2 separate regions of the Homo sapiens genome follow, and region 1 is linked to region 2. A link is a loop called in an ENCODE intact Hi-C map of the cell type or tissue named here. Cell type or tissue: psoas muscle. All regions are shown on one strand.

Evidence for each region. A loop is a pair of places that touch in the nucleus more often than their neighbours do. Peaks named below come from ENCODE experiments on the same cell type or tissue, not always from the same donor. Only the 100,000 strongest peaks of a DNase experiment are listed, where the experiment ranks them.
Region 1: a loop joins it to region 2, with 2.6 times the contacts of the local background. A loop is called at or near these places in 21 of 110 quality-filtered maps.

Annotation. Positions count from the first base shown.
Region 1 is chr2:42,235,103-42,243,102 of GRCh38, forward strand. All of the region lies in intron 1 of EML4 (EMAP like 4), which reads left to right. Among named protein-coding and RNA genes, the nearest start is that of EML4-AS1, 69 kb to the left of the region's middle. In psoas muscle, a CTCF peak has its summit at 3,821 (motif pointing left); no DNase peak of the experiment used is centred here.
Region 2 is chr2:41,865,691-41,873,690 of GRCh38, forward strand. It overlaps the pseudogene RNU4-63P. Among named protein-coding and RNA genes, the nearest start is that of LINC01913, 7.9 kb to the right of the region's middle. RefSeq lists a silencer at 4,128-4,227. In psoas muscle, CTCF peaks have their summits at 4,214 (motif pointing right) and 5,671 (motif pointing left); DNase peaks (open chromatin) are centred at 4,231 and 5,701; H3K27ac peaks cover 820 bases.

The DNA.
Region 1 (8,000 bases), 370 kb after region 2:
CTGGCCAACATGGTGAGATCCCGTCTCTATTAAAAGTACAGAAATTAGCCGGGTGTGCTTGCAGGTGCTTGTAATCCCAGCTACCCGGGAGGCTAATGCAGGAGAATCGCTTGAACCCGGGAGGCAGAGGTTGCAGTGAGCCGAGATCGCACCACCGCACTCAGTCTGGGTGACAAGAGCGAAACTCCATCTCAAAAAAAAAAAAAAAGTAGCAGAGCATGGTGGCGTGCACCTGTAATCCCAGCTACTCAGGAGGCTAAGGCGCGAGAATTACTTGAGCAGCCTGGGAGGCAGAGGTTGCAGTGAGCTGAGATCATGCCACCGTACTCCAGCCTGGGCAACAGAGCCAGACTGTGTCTCAAAACAAACAAAACAAAAACACTATACACAGTGTGTGGTATTGTTACTAGTTTCTCATGGTCTTCACTCAACGTTAGCTTCTCTAATCTAACCTAATCTTCTGCCATTACCATTCTAACCTATAAGGGCTGCACAGTATCTCAGCATAAGTGCTTTAGGAAGGGGAGATCAGAGACTATTTCAAATTTTTTAACAACTTATTTGTTCTTGGGATGATATTATATCTCATATCATGTAACTTTTTGAAATGAAGGACTGTTTTTTTCCTTAGGTTTGTAGATAATTAATCTTAGAGTCATACTATTAGGCCTCAAAACTGTCATAAAGACCATCTAGTATAGTTGTTTTTATGCCACAAAACCCCAGGGTTCTTAGAAATACAACTTCATTTTTGTTTTGGAACTTAATTCACAAAAAATGGATTCATTGTTCTCCAAAGAATAAAGTGAATAAATCAGTTATGTAGACCAGTTATCATATCCCCCATCTACTTTTACAGAAGAGAAACATCACTGAACTTCCCTCCCCCTCCCTAAAAAGTTACAATACATGTTTTAATCACGTAGATGTTCCATTATGTGTGAGTGTCTCACTGTCCTATCCTCTGTCATACAACCATCAGAAGTAACTATTGTCATAAATTTTGTGTATATCATTCCCTTGGTTTTTCAGTAGTTTTATTCTAAACATTGTATTATTTACTTTTGTATGTTTTTGAACTTTATATAAATTTCACCTGACTTGCTCTTTACATTCATCATGTTCCTGAGATTCAAAATGATGTTGCACATCGCCATAGTTTACTTTTACTATTCTGATATTCTGTTGGTTGTTAATATCACAATTTACCCGTTTTACAATTGATAGATATTTAGGTTGTTTCCAATTTGTTTTTATGATGAACTATGCTGCTGTGAATATTCTTGGACATGTCTTTTGATGTATGTATGTCTGCAGGAGTTTCTCTAGAACAGAGACTGGGAGACTGCCTGGGAGGCCACCTGTTTTATAAATGAAGTTTTATTAAATGAAGTTTTATTGGAACATAGCCACACCCATTCATATACATATTTCTAGCTGTTTTTGTGTTACAAAGGCACATCTGAGTAGTTTGCTCCACAGACTGTGTGGTCTGCAAAGCCTAAAATATTTAACTATTTTCCCCTTTACAGAAAAGTTTGTTGACTCCTACTTTAGGTTAGGGTAACACAGTGGAATTGCTGGGTCATAGGATGTGTGTGTCTTCAGTTTTACTAGATATTGCCAAGGTTTTTTTTCCCCCTAAAGTCATTGAAACAGGTCACTTTCTACCAGTGATGTTGGAGAGCTTGTATCCCTCCATATCTTTGGGAACACTGTATGTTGTCACACTTTACGTTTTTGGCCAGTCTGGTACGCATAAGATAGTATTTTGGATGGTTTCAATTTTCCTTTCCAAGATTATTAATGAGGTGCTTGAGTCTCATTTTATGTTTGTTGACCATTTATGTTTCCTTTTCTATGAGGTGTTTAGAAAGACTGGCAAAACCTTTGACTAACTATAGAATTGTTTGTAGTCTCAACCTCCCTGGTCTCAGGTCATCCTCCCACCTCAGCCTCCTAAGTAGCTGGGACTACAGGTGTGCCACCATGTCTGGCTAATTTTTGTATTTTTTGTAGAGACAGGGATGCCATGTTGCCCAGGCTGGTCTCGAACTCCTGAACTCAAGCAGTCCTCCTCCCTCGGCCTCCTAAAGTGCTGGGATTGTGGGCATGAGCTACCATGCCCAGTCTGGATACTAATTTTTATCATTTATTATGTGTTACAGCTATCTTTCCCATGTGTATGGATTACTTTCTCTCTTTATTATGTCTTTTGGAGACCAAACATCTGAATTCCATTGTAGTTAAGTATCAGTATTTTATGGTTTTTTTGGTGTCTTTTTTGGACCTTCCTGTTTGTAGGATATGAAGACATTTGCAGTTATTTTCTAAAGATTTTATGATTTTGCCTTTAATTCTTTAATCTTCTTGGATTTTATTTTTGTGTGTGGTGGAGATATGGGCTTTAATATATGGTTCACCCTTGAATAACATGGGGGTTTGGGGTGCCAACTCCCTCCCTCTCCCGCTCAGTCAAAAATCCACGTATACTTTTGCTTCCCCAAAAACCTGACTACTGATAGCCTACTATTGACCAGAAGCTTTACTGGTAACAAGTTGATTCACATATTTTTGTGTATTACATATATTATATGCTGTACTCTTATAATAAAGTAAGCTAGAGTAAAGAAAATGTTATTAAGAAAGTCATAAGGAAAATTCATTTACTATTCATTAAATCAAAATGGATCGTCATAAGACCTTCCTCTTCGTCATCTCAACTACTCAACATGAGTTGAGTAGGTTGAGGAGGAAGAGGAGAGGTTGGCTTGCATTTTCCTGTTAAGTACTTAAGTATGAATAAGTTTTAAAAAGTGATTACTTATTGGTAGCATATAAGTTCAGAGTCAGGAATGATGGTTATGCCAAAAAACAACCAGTTGTCCATGTGGGTGTCTGAAATAGTGACACCTTTGTTTTCTGATAGTTCAGTATACACTTTATTTCATGCACAAAATTATTTTTTAAATACTGTATAAAATTACCTTCGGGACATGTATGTAAGATGTAAGTGGAACATAAATGAATTTTGTAGTTAGACTTGGATCCCCTCCACAAGATATCTCATTATGTATATGCAGATATTCCAAAATCTGAAAAATTTGAGACCTGAAACACTTCTGGTACCAAGCAATTCAGATAAGGGATACTCAACCTGTAATATGTTTTTAAAATAGAAGAGGTCCTCATTTTAGAGACTTCTCATATAAACAGTTCAAAAAGCTTAGTTATTCAATGTACCATAATATAGGAAATTAGATTGGAAAGGGAGCATTGCTATGGATAGGCATAGCTAATCCCAACTGCAAAGAGGTAAGGGGAAAAGTAGAAAGAAAGATTAGAAAACCAAAAATGTGGTCTGGTGCAGTGGCTCATGCCTGTAATTCCAGCACTTTGGGAGGCTGAGAGGGGAGGATTGCTTGAGGATGGGAATTCAAGACCAGCTTGGGCAATATTGTGAGACCCATCTCTACAAAAAAGAAAATTAAAAATGTAATTTTGTTTTTATTTTTTTATTTTTTATTTTTTTGGCAATAGGGTCTTACTCTTTTGCCCAGGCTGGAGTGCAAGGGTGCAGTTATAGCTCACTGCAGCCTTGAACTGGGCTCAGACAATTCTACTGCCTCAGCCCCTGAATTACAAGCATGTGCCACCACACCTGGCTAACTTTTAAAAAATTGTTATTTATTTGTTTTAAAGACAGGGTCTTGCTCTGTCACGCAGACTTGAGTGCAGTGGCACAGTCATGCCTTACTGCAGCCGTGACCTCTTAGGCTCAAGTGATCCTCCTGCCTCAGGACTGGGACTATAGGTGTGTGCTGCCACCCCCTGGCTAATTTTTTTTGTAGAGACAGGGTCACCCTAGGTTGCCCAGGCTGGTCTTGAACTCCTCGGCTCACGCAATCATCCTGCCTCAACGTCTCAAAAGTGCTGAATTATAGGCCTGAGCCATGGTTCTCAATTATTTAATTAGAAGTATAATAGCCTCTAGGGCATCATTTCACCACAGTGCTTGCAGCGTAGTAATTAATATTCTAAATGAAGACTGAGTCACCAAGAAGTGGTTACATTATGATGGTGTGCCCCCACTAAGAAAACAAGACAGTAAGTATTCTGTTTTAGAAAGATATAAAATCGGTAAAATCCAAAGGTACTAGAATGTGTAGGCATGTCTTATTCTGATATGATACTGGATTGCCAACTTTTGGATATTTATAATGAAACACAATATACTTACCTTTGCAAAGGTGACACATTTCTCAACAGTTCAGAAAAAAATTAACTGTGATTCAGTGTAATAAAAGCATAATGAATAGCTATCATTGTATTCTTTAAACTGTAATATTTCAAACTTTATAAAGTTTACGAAGTCACATGTAGATTTCCTTGTATTTCTAAAAAGAGACTGACTCATGCCGGTAAATAGATCAGACTGATAGTGAGAGGTTTCTGGATCTCCGTTTTCTCTTCATTCTTTACTTTTTTTCTTAATGAGTTCAAAAATGCTTGAGAATTCATTTGTATTTCATATTTTAACCTTCAAAGCTGGAAACTATTTTGAGAAGGGGCAACAATTTTTAAAAACCAGGGGGCAATTAGAAAAAATGTTTAAAGGGAGGGGATTACCATTTTTAGCTTATACTCCTACTCTATAATAAAGGCGGCGGGGGGTGGGGTGTAAGGAAAATGATCTAATCTACTTGATCAAGAAAAGGGAATGTTAATAGCCCTCAGAAAATATATTCATTTACTGAACAGTTATATCCCTTAGTTTATTGTGAATGAGAATGGGGGCATCTTAGAGATTGGGAGGGAAAAAAAATAAGAGCAAAGTTTTCAAAATGGAAAGAACAAGAGCAATGCATAATATAGTCATCAGAGGAAGGAACTCTGACTCGTTTGCTGTGTGGCCATGGGTAACTCACCTGATGTCTCAGAGTCTTAGTTTACTTATTTATAAAATGATGAGAGGGGTTGTTGGACTTCAAGATAGTGTCTGTTCTTGTTTTAGTAATCTATGATAGAAATTTAAGTTATTTGCATTCTCCTTTGCTATGTTCCTTATAACACTGGAACACTGTAACTGGAGGAAACTTGTTTTAAGAAGTTAAGCTTCAGAAGCAATGCATTTTACCTTAAAGGGCATAAATTAATACACATTTTTATTGTGAAATTCGAATAATACAGGAATACATACACTAAAAAGCAAAAATTTATTTTTATTTCCTCTTTTCTAATCTTACCTTCCTAGCCAGAGGTAACCCAGTTACCAGTTTGATGTGTGTACTTCACAACTTCTTTCTGTGTACATTATATATACATATGTGTGTGTGTATATGTGTGTTTTTTGTGTTAATTTTTTAAAAGTGTGTTTTGGTGTGTGTCTATCAATTATTCAGTACATATTGTTTTGCAGTTTGCTTATCCACTTAAGTCATCTTGTAGATTTTTCAAATTTTTAGCTTATGCTCCTACTCTGTTATTTTAAATTATTCCATGATATTCTATGGTATGGACATATTACAGCTTATTTAACCTCATCCTTAGACTTCAGGTCATTTCTAATTTTGTGGCAATAATAAACAGTGCAATAAAGAACATCACTATAGGATAGCAACTTACTGAAAGCATCCTGTATTGCCATGCCATGCATTATTTCATCTAATCATCCCAAGCCTGATGTAAGTACCAGTTCACATGAGTAAATTACACGTGAAGAAAGCAGTCACAGAGTTGGTAAATAGCAAACAGATGGCCGGGCGTGGTGGCTCACACCTGTAATCCCAGCACTTTGGGAGGCCAAGGCAGGCAGATAGATCCCTTGAGGTCAGGAGTTTGAGACCAGCCTGACCAACATGGCAAAACTCCATATCTACAAAAAAATAAAAGTTAGCTGGGTGTGGTGGCATGCGCCTCTGTAATCTCCCAGCTACTCCGAGCCTCAGCTAATAGAATCTGAGGCAGGAGAATCTCTTGAACCCATGAGGCGGAGGTTGCAGTGAGATTGCACCACTGCACTCCAGCCTGGTCGACAGAGTGAGTCTCAAAGAAAAAAAAAAAGCAAACAGATAGATGTATTTAGTCAGTGTAATACCAGAGTTAATGCACTATTCTACCACAGCTTTTATTGAATTCTCAAAGAAATTCATGCCCCTGAAAGGGTTAAGAGCCAGGATTTTAGACAGGAAGGAATTAGAGCTGTGAGGAACTCTGGTGATAACTACTATGCTCTGTTACATTGCCATTGCTTGTTGCCTTGGCTATAGTGACCCTGTAATTGATCATCCAAGTCAGGGAACTTGAGAGTGAAAGAGGGGGCATTATGATAATATTTATACTGAGATAGGAGACATACTTGTTCTGGAGAAACTGAGATACTTGAACATGTTAACCCTAACATAGGCCATCATCACCTTTCACATGGGTTACTGCAACAGCCTCCTGTCTGTTCTTGTGTTTACTCTTATCCTGTTCCAATCTATTTTCACACAGCGACCAAAATGATCTTCCTGAAACAAAAAACGGATTAAATCACTCAGTAGTTTAAGCCCCTTGCGTGGCTTTGTGAAAGGATGTATTTGTTTGGTCCTCATGTGATTATTGTTAGAATGCAGCATAGAATAAAATAAAAGGCACATAAGGTGAGAGTCAAAAGACTTGTCTTTGAGTCTGAGATACCTAGATTAGTTTGGTGACCTTGAGCAAGTTATTTAGTTTGAGCTATTTCCTCCAGTGTAAAATATAGATTGTGTGTGTATGTGTGTGTGTCGGGGGGGGGAAGCTGAGGTAATAAATATGAAAGGCACAATATAAATGCAGGCAATTGTTAACTTTGTATATGTTATGCCCTTTGAAAAATTGTTCTTGTGTCTCACAGTGTCTATCAGGGTTTGGTAGGAATTTTACAAGCTGAACCACCTTTCTTGTCACTATCCAAGTTTCACACAACTTAAACACCTTAGTCATTTTTTAAAAAATCAAAGTTTGTAAAAGTTTGCTGAAGGTAAGTTACCAAGCTGGTACTAAAACCTAGCACCCTAACCTTGGCATTATAGCCTGATGATCTAGTAGTTCAGCTGCCTTCCCAGAATAATTAAGCAGGTTATATGTTTACAAAAATCATATAAGCATTTTATCTGTGGTCATAATATAAAGATATAGCTCATCTTTCATGAATTGAGAACATTTTAGAAAAATATATCCATATAGTTTACTGACTTAATCGCGGCCTTTGGTTTACAAATAATGGCTTGCAAAAAGTGAATTTATTACGTTACATAATTAGCTGGGAGGAATATTGGAGCAGCTCTCAGAATTGAAGGGCCAAGGCTTCAGAGAGTATAACTGGAACACAAGGTAGTTAGAACCACCTTTATTTTTGACAGTCCTAGGGTGACATCCTGGTAGCTGGAGAACCAAGGTGGATGGGCTATAACTCTACCTCTGGGAAATTCAAGAGGGCTTCATTTGGCCTATCCTGTATCTCATGACTACTACTCCTGTGGTAGTATTAGACTGAGCCATATTAACTAACTCACTTCCTTCCTCCCTCCCTCTCTCCTTTCCTCCCTCCCTTCCTTCCCTTTTTTCTCTTTTCTTTTCTTTCCTTTTCTTTTCTCTTCTCTTCTCGTCTCGTCTCGTCTCTTCTTTTTTTCTCTTTTCTTTTTTCTTTTCTTTCTGATAGGGTCTTCCTCTGTCACCCAGGTTTAAGTGCAGTGGTGTAATTAAAACTCACTGAATCCTTGAATTAAACCCATCTTTGACTGGGTTTAAGTGAGCCTCCCATTTCACTTTTCTGAGTAGCTGGGACTACAAACACGTGCCACCATGCCCAGCTAATTTTTTCCATTTTTGTAGACATGGGTTCTCACTACGTTGCCCAGGCTGGTCTCGAACTCCTGGGATCAAGCGATCCGCCCACCTTGGCCTCCCTAAGTGCTAGGATTACAGTCGTGACCTGCCTTGTCCAGCTGAAATTTCTAGTAGTAATATTTATA
Region 2 (8,000 bases):
GAGTTCACTCAGCCCCAGCCACACAGCTAGTGCCTTCCCTCTGCAAACATTCCACAAATGACCATAAACATCCCACAAATGACCATTTCCATGTGAGCTTTTTAACATTTGGCCTCTCAAGCCTTAAGAAATTCTCCACTCTTCAATTTCTAAAAGTAAATCACATTTGGGCATTTTACAGAAGGTCAAGAAGTTTTGCCACCTACATCAAAGACATACATCTTTCCTTCCCTCCTCTTACTTTTGAAATGATAGCCAAATTGAGAGGAGCCCTTCAAAGTCTTCACAATAAGTCTTGCACAATAAGAAAAGGTTCTCTGTGTGATCACTTAGCAAACAATTATCCATTTCCTTCTCTTTGTCCCAGATTTAGAGCCTAAAAATTCATCTTTTGTTTGATATTTATTTTGAGATGAAAGAATACTAGATAAAGATGTATTCTCTGATTTGCTAACATGCAGACAAAGTTTTCCCCATATTCGTCCAGTTACTGAAAGGGAACCCTAATCCACATGCTATTATTTTCCATCAGTGGACTTTGTCCTTCATCTATCTCCTTCTTCCCTTCTTCCTCCCACTTAGTCTAGACATGCCTCTTTTAAATGATCGACATGGTTGACAAATTTCCATGTTATTTCTTTGAAAAAGAATTGTTTCTCTTTGTTATATACGTAGAAGAAGATTAAAGTGTACAACTTATCAATGTTTCCTACTGTATTATTTCGTTTTCATGCTGCGGATAAAGACATACGCAAAACTGGGAACAAAAAGAGGTTTAATTGGACTTATAGTTCCACATGGCTGGGGAGGCCTCAGAATCATGGCAAGAGGCAAAAGGCACTTCTTACATGGCAGTCGCAAGAGAAAATGAGGAAAATGCAAAAGCAGAAACCCTTGATAAACCCATCAGATCTGGTGAGACTTATTCACTATAAGGAGAATAGCAGGGGAAAGACCAGCTGCCATGATTCAATTACCTTCCCCTGGCTCCCTCCCACCACACGTGGAAATTCTGGGAGATACAATTCAAGTTGAGATTTGGGTGCGGACACAGCCAAATCATATCACCTACTGAATTGCTATTATTGCATGCAGTTTTTTTTTAGTAGTTATCACATTCCAAGAGGAAACACTGTCACTATTCATAAATTTACCACACACTCAATTTATTTCTCCCATATTTATTCTACTAAATCTTGAATAAGTGACATTAACTTTTTGCCTAATTTTTCTCCCTTGAAAACAAATTGTGTCTAGCTTGAGTTTTGTCTTCCAAATCTCCACATTCTAAATCCTCATCCATCTGCCTATAATGAATAGTACTTATGCTCCCCCCACTTTTTGAGTGTCTCTTTCAAAAAATCTTACCAGAGATACAAAACATTAACACAATGTTTAAACCTGCTGATGTGGAACAAGCATGAACTTTCTGTTCAAACGCACTGCACAGAACGAGCCTCAGTCTTCTCACATTTAAAGCAGTCAGATTCATTAGACTTGAGAGACAGTCTCTGAGTTCCTCTGCTACTCAAATTTTTATTTATCCTTAGTCATTCTCACAGGACAAAGGCTGCAGGAACCTTCTGGTAGAAAGAAACAAAGACAGGAGAAATCAACAGAGACAGAAATGGAACAGTAGCAAAAAGGAAGCTGTCCCAGATCCAGGCAAGAAAGATGTCTCAGCCAGGGCAAGCCCCATCTGGGGAAAGGAGCTCTTGTCCTGTTGGTTCCTCCCAGCCACAAATACCAGCACACGTGTACACTCCACATAGACAAACCCCACTCTGCAGATACACACACACCGCACACATACACAGCATCAACATCCACACAAAGAGCTGGCTATGGCTCCTTCTCTCGAGTTGAGCCTGTATTTGACAACTGTTGAGGAGGCGGAAGCTGGGGGTGGCCAATGAATAAGAAAACAAAAAATGAGCTTTGTGTGAGAGTTCACTGGGATCTTACAAAATGTCTTTTTAATCCTGGAACTATTTTCTGTTGTGTGGGAGGAGAGGAGCAAGGGTGATGCCTGGAGATGGAGGTCTTGAGGAGGACGTGTGCAAGTTCCTAGGGAGGGCAGAAATCAAAAATGAAAGTCAAGGTCGGGTGGATGACACAGGGTAGAGAGCCAGTGAGTCTTCACAGCACCCTGGAGTCAGAAGGATCTGCTGGTTCTGCTCAAGGCTGGGATGCACTTTACCTAGATCCTGGAAAGCAACATAAATCACTGCCTTGACTGGCCACAGCTGACCATGGGGATGGGGGTGATGAGGGCTAAGCTCTGTATTCTATGCACAGCATAGGAGTTCACTCAGCCCCAGCCGCGCAGCTAGTGCCTTCCCTCTGCAAACATTCCACAAATGACCATAAACATCCCACATATGACCATTTCCATTTGAGTTTTTTAACACTTGGGCTCTCAAGGCTTAAGAAATTCTCCACTCTTCAATTTATAAAAGTAAATCACATTTGGGCATTTTACAGAAGGTCAAGAAGTTTTGACACCTACATCAGAGACATACATCTTTCCTTCCCTCCTCTTACTTTTGAAATGATAGCCAAACCCCAGCGGTTTCATTGCCTGGGAGAATGCTGTGCCACACACAACATCTGTAAGTAGTTAATTTTCCAAATGGGAGATGGTCACCACAGATGCAGAACTTTTAAAAATAAACATCAGAAAAATATTACTCCAGCAAAAATGAAAGCCTAGAATCCACGTGAGTGGGTGGGAGGTAGCTGGCGCAAGGTAGATCAAAGCTGCATCCTAGTCTGCCTGGCCATGCAAAAGCAAGAAAAATAGAACCACAGAACTTCAGAGCAAAAAAAAAGAAGGACCTTTGGGGGGTATCCTAGCTCCCATATAATAGGGAAATTAAGGCCTGGGCCAGGAAGTGAGTGCCTATCTGTGTTGGACTGGAGCTCAGGCTGAGAGCTTTCTGCTCTAGAATAAGCCTCATTTTTATTAGGGTATCTTAGCTTTTTCCCTTTTAAGAAAAATAAAAATCCTCTGACTTAACCACGGCCTTTAGCCCCTACATGGGGCCCTTTTGAGGTGGGCGGGGGACTCTGGTCCTGGCCTCCTGAGATGGGTGTATCCCCTACCTACACCCCTCATCATGCATGCCCTGCATCTGGATGGCAAGCCATGAGAACCCAGGACACTGCAGAGGCCAAGGCTAGAGCAAGACTGACAAAGGCCTAAGAGAGGGAACTCCACTTGGGCAGCTACTTCTTATCTATTTTATGGAATGAGGTGGCCAAGCTTGAGAATCTTGTGCCCTGAGACTAAAGAAAGCCTGATCACTGTGACCAGCATGAGTTATAGAGAGGTTGGGGCAGGGCAAGCTGGACATCCAACTGCACCCACATCCTCCCACAACCATTCCTCTCCTGCCTCAACATGAGACTGGTGCCTCTGGACAGGAGCAAAGTGAGGCACAAAGTATGTCCCCTACACACAGACAGGCACAGAATAGGCATTCAGTAAACCATAGTTCAGCCAGGCAGGATGGCTCATGCCTGGAATCCCAGCACTTTGGGAGGCCAAGGCAGGCGGACCACCTAAGGTCAGGAGTTCAAGACCAGCCAGGCCAACATGGCGAAACCCCATCTCTACTAAAAATACAAAAATTAGCCGGGTATAGTGGTGGGCACCTGTAATCCCAGCTACTCAGGAGGCTGGGGCAGGGAGAACTGCTTGAACTCGGAAGGTGGGGGTTGCAGTGATCCGAGATCACACCACTGCACTCCAGCCTGGATGACAGAGTGAGACTCCATCTCAAAATAATAATAAAATAATAAACTGTAGTTGTTTCGGCTTGGAGTGAAATGGAAGAAATATGAGGGACAGATAGCACATTTAAAGGGATCTATTGTTCCAGCCCAGATGAGCCCCTGGACATTCCTGTGTGTTATGCTTTACCAGGTGCCTTATCACTGCTTTATCCATCTCTTCCCTACAGGTGGTTTTCTGCAGGGAGGCTCCAAAAGACAGAAGCTGAGTTCTGCCAGAAGAAAAAGGGAATGGAATATGTAAAAGAAAAGGATAAAAGAAAACTGGGGACAGACAGGCAAGGCTAGTAGGGAAGGGGGAGTGGGGTCTCTGGGGAGAAGAGAATCCTCAACCTGGGAAGAAGGGGAGGCTTGAAAGCAGAGGGGAAAGCTATGGAGGTCTGGAGGGCAGAGGAAATCCCAGATGTGGTGGCCAGCAGGGGTCGCTGATGCCCCACCAACAGCCTTAGGGCTGGGGAAGACTCAAAGGGAGGAAGATTTTCAAAAGCTCAAGTGGGCTTCACTCCCTCCCCTACCCTCCACCGTCCCCTCTGCCCCAGACTCTTCCTTATGGCATTGAGGTCTCTCTTCTAGGGTTCTGGAGGTTCCTTTCCCTGTGATCCTTTTCCTGAAAGTGAGCAAGATAGCCTGGCCAGGCAGCCCTGGGGGTGATGGAGGCAGCAGGTGGGGAGAGGCCTCCTGGATTTGCCCTCCAATGCTGCTCCCATGGGCACCCATGGAAATGGGGGTAGGAGGGCACCTCTGACCACAGGCTGCTGATGGGGTTGGCGCAGGCAGAGGAAGGGAGGGAACTGCTCTTCCTGGCTATCCTTGTCAAATAGCAAATTCAGAGCAGAGCCACAGCGAAGCCTGGAGGTAGAGGAATGCCCCCCGGCCAGCAGTGGTTCAGGGCCGTGCTTAGGAGCACCAAACCTGAGCCTGGGCGCTGCATGCTCCGAGGGCCAATCCCAGCACACACTGTTCCCCCACTGTCTGAGGCCCAGCACCTGTTGTCTAGAATCAGCGTCTACTTGCCTCTAGGCAGACACCCTGACCAATTCTCTACCCTCCTTGGCTTCTCCATTTTCAGTTCTGCTCCTCAGACACCAAAAGCTCCTATCACTACAACCTTCCTCATATTACCTTTTCCAAGATTCTGGCTTAGCCAGTATTAGTTACAGTTCAGGTCAATCAATGTCCTTCAAGAAGAGTTTAGGAAGACCTGTGTGTCCCAAGTCCTAATCACATCTCAGAATGGTTCTGCCACAAACTCTGAGATTCTTTCAAAAAGCATGTATTGATCTGCTCTTGCTTTCCTAGGGCCATAAAAGAGGCAGGCTTATGGAACCAAGTATGTTGCGCCTCTGAGCTAATGGTTCCATCTTTGGAGGCCACTCCTCAGGGTAGTTCTTAACTGACAGATGACCCCCGACATTAGAAGAGATGCCAGCAGAGTCCAGACCTGGGGTAGGACCCTGAGCTGTTTATCCCCAACAGTCAGAAGGAAGGCTGCACTGTCCCAGGGGCACCCAGCCTCCAAATGAGCCTCAAGGAAGGGTCTGGAAGGCCAGACAATACTATGGTCAGATTATGGACTTGGGAATTGCTGCAGATGCCATTGGGGGTAAGGAAGATTAGGAAATTCTGGAACTCAGGAGCTGCCCAGGCAGCCAGACTGCCTCTGACACACCCAGTCCTCATTTGGATTTGAGGAAAGGAGACTTGAGCGCAGGAGAAAGGCACCCAGGAGCCTGTGAGTCGTGCCTAAGCCTCTGGATCCCACATCTGAGGAAACAACTTAATGTAAGCTTTGAGTGGTGCTACCACCGTCGCCTCTGAGGTTTAACCGAGGCGCGATTGTTGCTGATTGAAAACATGAGACCTAATTCCAGCCCCCTCCTCCCTCCAGTGGCAGGCGGAGGCTCCACATCCATTTCCTGCCTTGGTCAGAACTGGCTCCGGAATGGGACAGGGCTGCCTGTGGCTCCAGCTGGGGGAGGCTGAGGTGAATAAAGACAGTGATGGAGAGGGATCCAAGGGAAACCAAGGATGGATGTGAAGAGCTGATGCCACCTGCCACCCATCCAGGTGGAGTCCTCCCAGACTCCAGGCTCATGCCAAGGGAGGGTGTAGGTGGTTGCTAGTGTAAGCTAATCCTGTGTCTGTGATGCCGAAAAAACTATATAAATGCCCATCACCTCTCTGGGGACAGCCCTGCTCCCCAGCCATTCCCTATAAGAAGCTGCCCTTATACAACCACTTTCCCCCAGTCTTGGAGATGGTCAGCTCTGCAGAGCTCACAGAGAAATCAAAGATATATAGGGTGTTATTAGACGGATCCTAGCAAAGGGCAGGTTTAACCAATGCCCTCACATTTTATAACTGAAATTCAGAGCGGTTAAGCAACCTCACAGAACAAGATCTAGTCTGCAACTCTTTGCTTCTTATTTTTTGGGAAAGGGTCTCACTCTGTCATTCAGGCCAGAGTGCAGTAATGCAATGATAGCTCACTGTAACCTCTAACTCCTGTGCTCAAGTGATCCTCCCACCTCAGCCTCCCAAGTAGCTGGGACTACAGGTACATGTCTAGCTAATTTTTTTTTTTTTTAAGAGACATAGTCTCACTATGTTGCCCGGGCTGGTATTGAACTCCTGGCCTGGTCCCCAAGGGATCTTCTCGCCTTGGCCTCCCAAACTACTGGGAATATACACTTGAGCCACCGCACCCAGCCTAGTTTGCAACTCTTGACTCCTGATTCCTGAGTGCTCCTTCTCTGACACCAGAATTTTCCAGAAGGTCTCCGAAAGAGGTCAAGAAATAAGCAGCTCTGATCAAACTATTAAAAAATCAGCTTCAGGCCAGGCACAGTGGCTCATGCCTTTAATCCCAGCACTTTGGAAGGCCGAGGCAGGCAGATCTCTTCAGCTCAGGAGTTCAAGACCAGCCTGGCCAATGTGGTGAAACTCTGTCTCTATTAGAAATACAAAAACTAGCTGGGTATGGTGGCACATGCCTGTAATCCCAGCATGCGCCACCACACCCGGAGTTCTGAGAATTGCTTGAACCCAGGAGGCGGAGGTTGTAGTGAGCTGAGATCATGCCCCTGCACTCCAGCCTGGGCAACACAGCAAGACTCTGTATTTTTTGTTTTAATAAGCTTCAAAATTGTAATAAGTGAGTAGTCAATGTGGCTGTTTGCAGATAAACACACCAACATGTCATTTCATTTAGCATGATCCTGAGGGCCATGCCTCATGGAAAGCCATCCTCACACTTTTCTGTTTCCCCCTCAGTCTACTCCCCTGAGAAATGAAACCACATCCTGGCCTCAGAGGAATGCCTTGAGGTTGCCATGGTAAGACATATGTGCGGTAGTGTCTCACCAATCCTGAAATCACCTCTCCAGCTGACAGTCAAGGACAGGGAAGTGGAAAAGACCCCCAGACAGCCACTGTAGACCTCACAATGTCCGGGTTCCAAAGTTCATGCCAAGCAGTCACAGAAAGGCCTTTCAGACTCATTTGGATTCTTTTCATTCTTGCTTCACAAACAGCTCTAACAGACTTACCCTTCCGAATTTTTGTTGTTGTTATTATTACTTCTTTTGTTTAGTCCCTGGAATATTGGAAGCAGGCAACAAATTAGAAGAAAGATACTGAACTGCTAGTGAGAGGCATACTGGGAATCAAAAAAGTGAGGTTAGCTGAAAGACACAAGATAGCAACAAAAGCACAAATAGGAATCCCAAAAGCATAGAAAGCTGGAGTCATTTTAGTATAGAGATAAATAGCCATGTACATTTCAGTAGACCTGAAGGTATCACAGTGTTCCTGAGTCATCAAAAATAATTTCTATAAAAGGAGTCTTTCCATCCATCTTTCATCCCAAGAATAATAGCACAGCCTCATCCAGTTCATAGGATTTTCACTCCTATAAGTCAAGTAAGTTGTTCTCAATATCAAGAATGAGATTCTCCCTAGGGAATCTAGCCTGTGTTGACTCTTTCTCTTCACATGCACTGCACACATTCAGAGGCAACAGACAGAAGCTCTCTGCATTCCCACCCCCGTTAGCAGAGAAGAATATGACCGTAAATTAGCATAAAGATTCTTCAGAGACAAGGCACAGAAACAATGTATGCAGAATATTGGGGGAATGTCCAAAACACTTGAGCACGAACTGTTTCCAAGCTCCCATAAGCAGTTGAGCTGCTTCTATGTATCTA